Regions from separate parts of the Homo sapiens genome. Here region 2 is linked to region 1. Evidence: read pairs that join two places in POLR2A ChIA-PET (ENCODE). Cell type or tissue: OCI-LY7. All regions are shown on one strand. Region 1 overlaps EEPD1 (endonuclease/exonuclease/phosphatase family domain containing 1). Region 2 overlaps EEPD1 (endonuclease/exonuclease/phosphatase family domain containing 1).

The links. ChIA-PET counts read pairs that join two places held together with the same protein. Peaks named below come from ENCODE experiments on the same cell type or tissue, not always from the same donor. Only the 100,000 strongest peaks of a DNase experiment are listed, where the experiment ranks them.
Region 2: POLR2A ChIA-PET joins it to region 1 with 6 read pairs; 6 of 35 experiments call an interaction of 5 or more read pairs at or near these places.

What each region holds. Positions count from the first base shown.
Region 1 is chr7:36,190,339-36,194,338 of GRCh38, reverse strand. The region is part of intron 2 of EEPD1 (endonuclease/exonuclease/phosphatase family domain containing 1); the gene reads right to left. Among named protein-coding and RNA genes, the nearest start is that of EEPD1, 39 kb to the right of the region's middle. In OCI-LY7, CTCF peaks have their summits at 1,629 and 1,843; DNase peaks (open chromatin) are centred at 2,128, 2,778 and 3,718; H3K4me3 peaks cover 2,879 bases; H3K27ac peaks cover 3,321 bases.
Region 2 is chr7:36,248,578-36,252,577 of GRCh38, reverse strand. The region is part of intron 3 of EEPD1 (endonuclease/exonuclease/phosphatase family domain containing 1); the gene reads right to left. Among named protein-coding and RNA genes, the nearest start is that of EEPD1, 97 kb to the right of the region's middle. In OCI-LY7, a CTCF peak has its summit at 964 (motif pointing right); no DNase peak of the experiment used is centred here.

The DNA.
Region 1 (4,000 bases):
CTGGAATTCAATCATTCACTCATTCATCCATTCATTCAAGGATTTCTTCCTCCAACATGTACTTATGGTGCCTGGACCTGGATCTGAAGCTAAAGCTGTTCCCACGGAAGCCCTCAGGGCCTGGGGGATGTGCCAAATGAGAGGACATTCACTGCAAGCAGCATACTACCAAATTCAGTACTGCAGACACCCACATCCTCTTCACCACATGGAACTGGAATTCTGCAGGTCCCTCTCAGATGGACTAGGTCTTCTTTTGGCCTCACAATAGAAGTAGCCATAGTTCTTCTGTGATGAAAAGAACGCAAAATATGGAGTTCAAAGACCACACAAAATAAACCCAGAACCGGCAAGTCCTGGGACTGGTGGGGACCTGCAGGGCTCTGAGGATGCAAATGGGGATAAGAGGCTCCTGAACTCTCAAGATGCTCACATTATGTCCACAGCCTAATTTTACTGTCATCTCTCCCACAGAATGGTGTCAGGGTCCCCCAGGCCCTCCCAGAGGGAGGTGGCAGCCATAAAGAGAGGGCACCAGGATGGGTGTGGCCGCTCTGCCGCTGGCCACCTGCTGACCACGGGACCTGACGGCCTGGGTTTCTGAATTCCTCTTGGAAACATAGCCCTAGGAACATTTTCTTGATCAAGACTGCCCCTCACTGAAGGCCAAACAATACTCGCAGTGTCCACAGGCAGGGCCATCTGAAGGCCGTGGTCCCTGGAGCTTTTCTAGACACAGGACTCTCCTAGGACAGGGGACCCAGCACCTCTGGGCAGCACTCCATCAAAACACAGAAGATACACCCAGAGCCCAGCCCTGGGTGCTTCCCATGGCCTCCCTCTGCCTCTGCCTTCAGGGGACCGCACTCCCCGGGGGACCTCCCAAGGCTGGCATGAAGTGGCTGTTCTCTCCTCATCTAGCTGCATCTCTCCTTTGTCCTCCTGTGTGGCATTCCCTCTGCTCTCTGGCCATACCTCATCCCGCCTTCATTCCTCCCCTCTCCAGGCTCCAGGCTTCTGCACACTCTCCCTCTCGGGAACTCTGCTCTCTGGGCCTCTTCTCCATCTAACTTCTGCTGGTTGGCACTTCCACCTTGGCATTCCTCATCAGTTCTTCTGGGACCCTTCCCTGCCATCCCACTCACCCCAAGATGTGGTGAGCATGCCTGCTGCCAATGTCCACGGAATCCTGTGCCCCCATCATGACGCACTGCTCTGTGCCCGGCTTGCCTCCCCCACTGGGCTGGGGGTTCTTCAGTGCAGACTAGCACCCAGCAGCTTCCAGCTGAGACCATCAGAAGACAGCAGTGAAGAGTCCAGCCCTGAGCTGCCCCTCGCTGCGCATCCCCACTCCAGTGACCAAGCCCCACCCAGGAAACCGACAGAGAAGGGATGCCCTGCACAGCCTTCCACCTGGTCCGGAGATCTGGCCACCACTCATCCTCATGGAGAACATGCAGCCCAACCAGGCTACTGGAGCCAAGGACAGAAGACAGAATGCTTCCCACTCGGATGCTCTGTGTTTCTTGATCCAGAAGGTCTCTAACCGCATTCACGAAAACAACATTTAGTTCTAGTCATGGTCCAAGGAGTACCATTTTTGTTACTTCTTAGATGTTAATCTCATTTTTAAAAAAAATGTAAGGGGAGCTGGGTTATATAATAGGCTATTTCATAACCCAGGTGTGTTGAGTAAGACACAGGCCTTCGCCGGGTAAATTTCTGCGACTTGAGTTACAGGTTGGCTCACTTTGTAACAATACTGCACACTTCTCTGACTGCTGTACTTTTCAATATGTATGTAATTGTTAATTTTTTTTTTTTAAAGAAAGAGAAAGAAGAAATACATGCACACAAAAATAGACAGTGTCACTGTCCTGGAAATTGGACACAAAGAAAGGTGTCTTCCCCAGAGAAGCAGGCAGACAGAACTCCCTGCCCCATCTGGGCATGCTAGTGTTCCCTCTGCTGTTGCTCAGAAACGCATCTGGTGGAGTTTTTCTCCTCAATTCACGTGATACAAGGAGTTTGCTGCATCTGTTCTTCTGCTTTCTTCCCTTTTAAAAATAATTTGTGGTTTGTGTGTTTTTACACAATACAGATTAGCTGGCTGTGGATGCGTCACTGCTCACACGCCATCACTTACGGTGTTTAAAAATAAAAATTGCATCTGCAATGCAAAGCTCATGTGCTCCTCTTTTAGAAAAGGGTGAAGGGCTTGGGTGCCCAGTGCCTTCTTTTAAATTCGACTCAGGCCTCTGTGTGCCTGTGCAGAGCACACAGATGAGACATTTTAACCTATGGGGTTTCGACAACGCGGAAAGAGTCTCGTAAAGACTCTTGTAAAGGCTTAGACTCTTCTAAAGAAGAGCCCCTAATCTTTACCTCCTGAAACTGCCCCTTCAAACTTAAGGGCATGTAGCAGGGGTCTCACAACAGTTTAGGATCCCAGACTCCCACACCAGAAAAGACTGCAGTTCCTGGTCCATGATAGCTCCCTGAGACTAACAGAAATGAGCAATTTCCTAAAATGAAACATGTCCGATCAGACAGCAAGTGCTGCCCGCTGGAATGGTCAGGGCATAAGTCTGCGTTTGTTTTTAGTCCAAAGTGCTGAAGATTTGCACCTCCTGGGATGGCTCAAACTATAACACACCAGGCAGCTGAACACGTCACTGAATCATTCCCAGTCTGAGCCTTCTTCTCTCTTCTTCTGTGTGGGGTGAAATCTCACTGCGGAAAACCAGTTCTAGTTAGCTCCAGCCAGTCCCACCTTTGGTTTCAGCTGTCACAGGGGCCAGATGCGGCAGCCAGGATGATAGCTGCTTCCAAGCTGCCAGGATGACAGCAGCATCACTGGTGGTTCCAGAGTCTACCACAGCATCTCTGCCCCTCTCCTGCACTCTCTTGTTCTATCTGAGCCTCGTCCTCTCCCCTCCCTCTTCCCACCTCTCCAGTGTGCATACACTCTCCTCCATGCTTATCTGTCCAGCTGCTCTGCAAAGGCTTCAGCCTAATTTTCAGTTCTCAACAGAAGCCACTCTGACCTAGGAATGACCAGGCTAACCTATCTACTTGTCCTATTTACTCCCTCTTGTCATTTTAAGCACATGCTCAATTTCAGGACCAGGACCCAAGTCATCCAAGATAACAATGCTTGGCACAAACCAGGACTTCTCAGGAGAATGCTTCCCTGACAGAAATGGGGCACACTTCATGACCTGATACCAGTGTGGTCACTTCTAAGCACCATTTGATTTTATGCCACCTGGCCCAAATGAGCAAATAAAAGTTCCTAAGAGTGGACATAGAAATCATTGTAAGTCTAGAGACCTCTTAAGCCTTTTCTGGGGAAGAGGTCAGTGACCGATAGTGACTTAAGGGAAGGTGGCCTGCAAGAGACCAAAATGAGGAAGGCCGGGCATTCCGGGGGTGCTGGCTGCAAGTCATGCCTGAGCCTGTCCTGAGACACATCCCAGGAAGGATAACGACCCTTACCCCAGGGTGGGCTTCTCCTTTCTAACAGTAACCTGGGATAACCAAGCTACATGCTTTATCCCCAACCTCCCCCACTTTGAAAGAGTCATTTGTTTTATAGCTGTACCTGGATTAGTATTATTTTTGTGTGCCAGGCTTCCACTAGGTATCAGAGACTCAGAGGCCTAAAATAAACCCATTGGAACAAAGGAAGCTGCCAGATGTTTCCCCCTCTGCAAGTCTGCCAAGGTGGCCCCAAGTGCTGGTTATCACTCCCACAGATTCACCTGCATGGTGGCCCATGTCTAAAAATGGACTTGCAGCTTTGAAAAGTCAGGCAAGGACTGTTTCTTGGTCAGGATTATGTTGATTTTTGTCTGATTATGTCACAGGAATGAGAGTGGGGGATAAGACGCAGGAGTCAAATCAAGAGTCAGCCCAAACTGGAATCCATAGTTAGTATCTCACCATGTGTTATATTTGTTTGTTTGAGACAGGGTCTCGCTCTGTTGCCCAGGCTGGA
Region 2 (4,000 bases), 58 kb before region 1:
AAGCTACTCTTGTCATTCAGAACTGGAAACTCCAGATGCTTTCCCAGAAAAAAGAGGGCATCTCAAGGAGATAGAAAGCTCACAGGAAAAGTTTTTAGCATGGCCACACTATGCTTAAACCATGGGCTAGACAAGTTCACAAAACCAGCCTATCATTTACAAGCCACCATGACAGGCCAGCAAAACTCTCTCTAGTTGATGCTAACAGAAGTCATAGCAAAACATGGAGGGGGGCGGGGCATGATTCTTCACCGCCAGAATAAACCTGGCTCTCCTGTCCACATTTAGACCCAAACAACTGCAAAAGGCAACTGCGCCCCCAAAACCTTCAGGTCTGACTGAAATGACCTTTCTGCCCTTGGTGTAGGCCCTGCCTTGGCCTCTGCCTGAGTCTGTAATCCGCATGGATATTATAAGACTTCTGTTCTTTTTTTCTATAAATCCAGAATCAATAAGAAGACTAAGAAGTAACGAAACTTTCAGAGTATGAAGAAAAATTAATTAAACAACCATCGTGAGTAAAAGATGGCAGTGGATGCAGGTTCCCCAAGCAGCTCAGCTGACCTAGATAAGCTAAGCTCCGAGCAGGATTGATTTCCTTTTCTCACTCCTGAATTCATATCACTGCGTCTAAGTGGCTGCAAAATTAAAATATATATTTCAACATAAAATCAATGTTTTCATTATAAAAATCAAATAACTGTACAGAAATTACCAAAAAATCATTGCATATATGTAATTTTAAATTCTACATAAAATTATTTCATAATACTTTTTAATACTAGAAAGCAAAAAACTTTTGAAAACTAAAATGCTTTGGGTTAGGTTAGAAGTTGGGGAAGGTGAGCTATGATTTGTTAGATGAACTGGGACAGGGGCCAGGTTCCTAAGAGTTAAGGAGAGTCGAGGAGGGATGAAGGTTGGCTGTGTAGGATGAGAATTTACCTTTAAGAAAACTACCAGTAGGGGGCCAGGCACAGTGGCTCATGCCTGTAATCCCAGCACTCTGGGAGGCCAAGGCGGGTGGATCACCTGAGGTTGGGAGTTCAAGACCAGCCTGACCAACATGGAGAAACTCCGTCTCTACTAAAAATACAAAATTAGGCAGGCAAGATGGTGCATGCCTGTAATCCCAGCTACTCGGGAGGCTGAGGCAGGAGAATTGCTTGAACCCGGGAGGCGGAGGTTGTGGTGAGCCGAGATTGTGCCATTGCACTCCAGACTTGGGAACAAAAGCAAGACTCCATCTCAGAAAGAAAGAAAGAAAGAAAGAAAGAAACCTACCAGTAGAGGAAAGAAGAGAAATAGGACAGTGGCAAAAATGACGGGAAGGCAAATGCCAGCACAATTGGAGGTTTAGGAAGACCTACATTTGTCTGAAGTTATAGAGGAAGGAAATGGCTCTAGAAAGAAGAGGATTAAGAATGGGAGCATAGATGTCTATAAACCAGATAATTCCTTTAGAATAACCCATATGGGGTCAAACCATAAGCCAAAGAAACAGAATGGATGGGATGTTGTTTCTGTGCCAGTGGGACATGATATTGTCTAAAATCTGACTGGACTCTAACCACATAAATGGCCCCCCTGTTGACTGGGCACTAAACCCCACTGGTAAGGGTTGATTCATTTCCTCACTAGGCTCATCTCATTTGGTAGATGAGAGAAGCTATTTCAACATTTTGGGGGTAAAGAAATGAATCCTACCTCCACTAGTGTCAAGAAGTATGAACCTGAGGGCTCCATGGAGAAGCTTCAACAGTGCTGGGACCTCCTGAATGTGGAAACTCAATGAGTACCTCTATATGTGGAGAGGTACATATACGCATCTTTCTGGGATGAGGGCATGAAGCTTTCATCTGATATTTAAAGGGGTCAATAGCCAAGCACCACTGATCTAGAACGAGAGCTGGCAAACTCTAACTCTATAAAAGGCCAAATAAGATACATTTTGGACTTTATGGGCTATACTGTCTCTGTCACAACAACTTAACCTGTCGTTATAGTGTAAAAGCAGCCACAGACAATAAGTTGAATGGGTACATTTGTGTTCCAATAAAACTTTATAAAAACAAGCTATGGGCCAGATTTCACCTGCAGACTGGCCATAGGTTGTTCTGATCTAGAAGGGCCTCCTGTGCAGGATTCTGGGCCACTCAGGGCAGCTCCATCTCCATGCACCATCCACCCTTCTAGCCTTGTGCACCTCCATCCCTCTAGTCCCTTCCTCCTGCTCCTCCAGTCACAGCTGCCAAGTGGATCTTAAAAAGTTCAGTCCAGGAATATTAAATTGATTTTAAAAACTGAAAATGGAAAAAAAGTTATGTAATTAGTATTTTTAATTTTTTTTTCTTTTGAGGCAGGGTCTTGCTCTGTCACCCAGACTGGAGTGCAGTGGTGCAATCATGGCTCACTGCAGCCTTGGCCTCCCAGGCTCAAGTGATCCTCCCACCTCAGCCTCCTGAGTAGCGGGGACTACAAATGTATGCTACCATGCTCAGCTAACTTTTAAAAACTTTTTTGTAGAGACAGGGTTTCACTATGTTGCCCAGGCTGGTCTCCAACTCCTGGGCTCAAGTGATCCTCCTGCCTCAGCCTCCCAAAGTGTTGGGATTACAGGTGTGAGCCACTGTGCCTGGCCTTAAATATTTTTTTGATATCATAAGAACATTAGGTGAGGACCTCCCTCTTGACAACCTGTTTTTTTTAAAGCACTTATTGCTACTGTATTTAAATAAACATTTGTGTCACTGCTAAGGTTTTTCTCTTAAGTTACAATGCGAGCTACAGGAGATACGAAAGGGAAAGGTCTTGTCCACAGCTGTAGGCATGTTCCAGCCTTGAATAAGCCCTGACAAAAGGAGGTACTCAATACACACTGGTTCAAAGAATAAATACATGTTTTACAGAGTTGTAACCGCAGTAGGTACAGCGGCTTATTCTCCCTCATAGCAAATATTATACCACAATTCTATGAGGCTAAAAGATCTTATCATTTTTGATGGATATATACTAGGCCCTTGGGTAGACCTACCACGGATTTTTTTAACCTCTCCCTTCCTACATAGCACTGAACTGCCTCCCACTTATTCATAGTTATAAAGCATGCCATAGCGTGTTTATTATTTCTCCATTTTTATCGATCATTTCCTTAAGATACAGTCCCAGGAACCGGATCACAGGTCAAAGGATGGGGACATCACAAACACTAATGAAATGCTCTGCCCAAGAACTTGGAAAAGGCCAGCACCATGTCACCTGCCCTCCCCAGCAGTGGCCGGGGGCACTGATTTCAACACAACTTCACCATTACACATCATGCTTTAAAACTTCACTAATGCAATAAATTTAAAATGAACCCTCATGGTTTAATTTGCTTATCTTTGATAGCTGAGGGAACGAAAGACAGTTTAAAAGTCCTGTTTGGGGACTCTGTTTTTTTGCTCACTTAGAAGAAAAGCTTTTCATAAAAAGAAAAAGGTAGTGAGAGCCCCTGAATATACCTGATATCTTGTGATGATTTTCAAAGAATAAGGAGAAAATGTGTGTGTGTGTGTGTGTGTGTGTGTGTGTGTGTGTGTGTTTAATGAACCACAGAGCCTAGCCCATAATTAACTAAAATGCCCACTTTCCGGCAGCGAGGTCCTGGGTGGACCCTGAGCACTGAGTTTGTGAAGTGGAGCTAGTGGCAGCTGTGGTGGCTGCAGTGAGCCTGAGTTAGACTCCATACAGCGGAGTCTGGGCTCCACAATGGTACCCACCCCCAATCTGCTCACCAGCTCTTTCAAGGAGAAGTTGCCATCTTCCTGCTGATAGAAACTTAGCCAGGAAAGTGATTACAATGAGTTTACTCATGATTAGCCACTGATCTTGCTCAACCCAATGCAAATTTATACAAATATATGAATATTGATCACTCAAGGTGGTATTCAAATTCAGCTCTGACTACATGAAGGGCTAAGTGTGGCGGGGGTGGGGGAAAATAAATAAGGGATCTGAA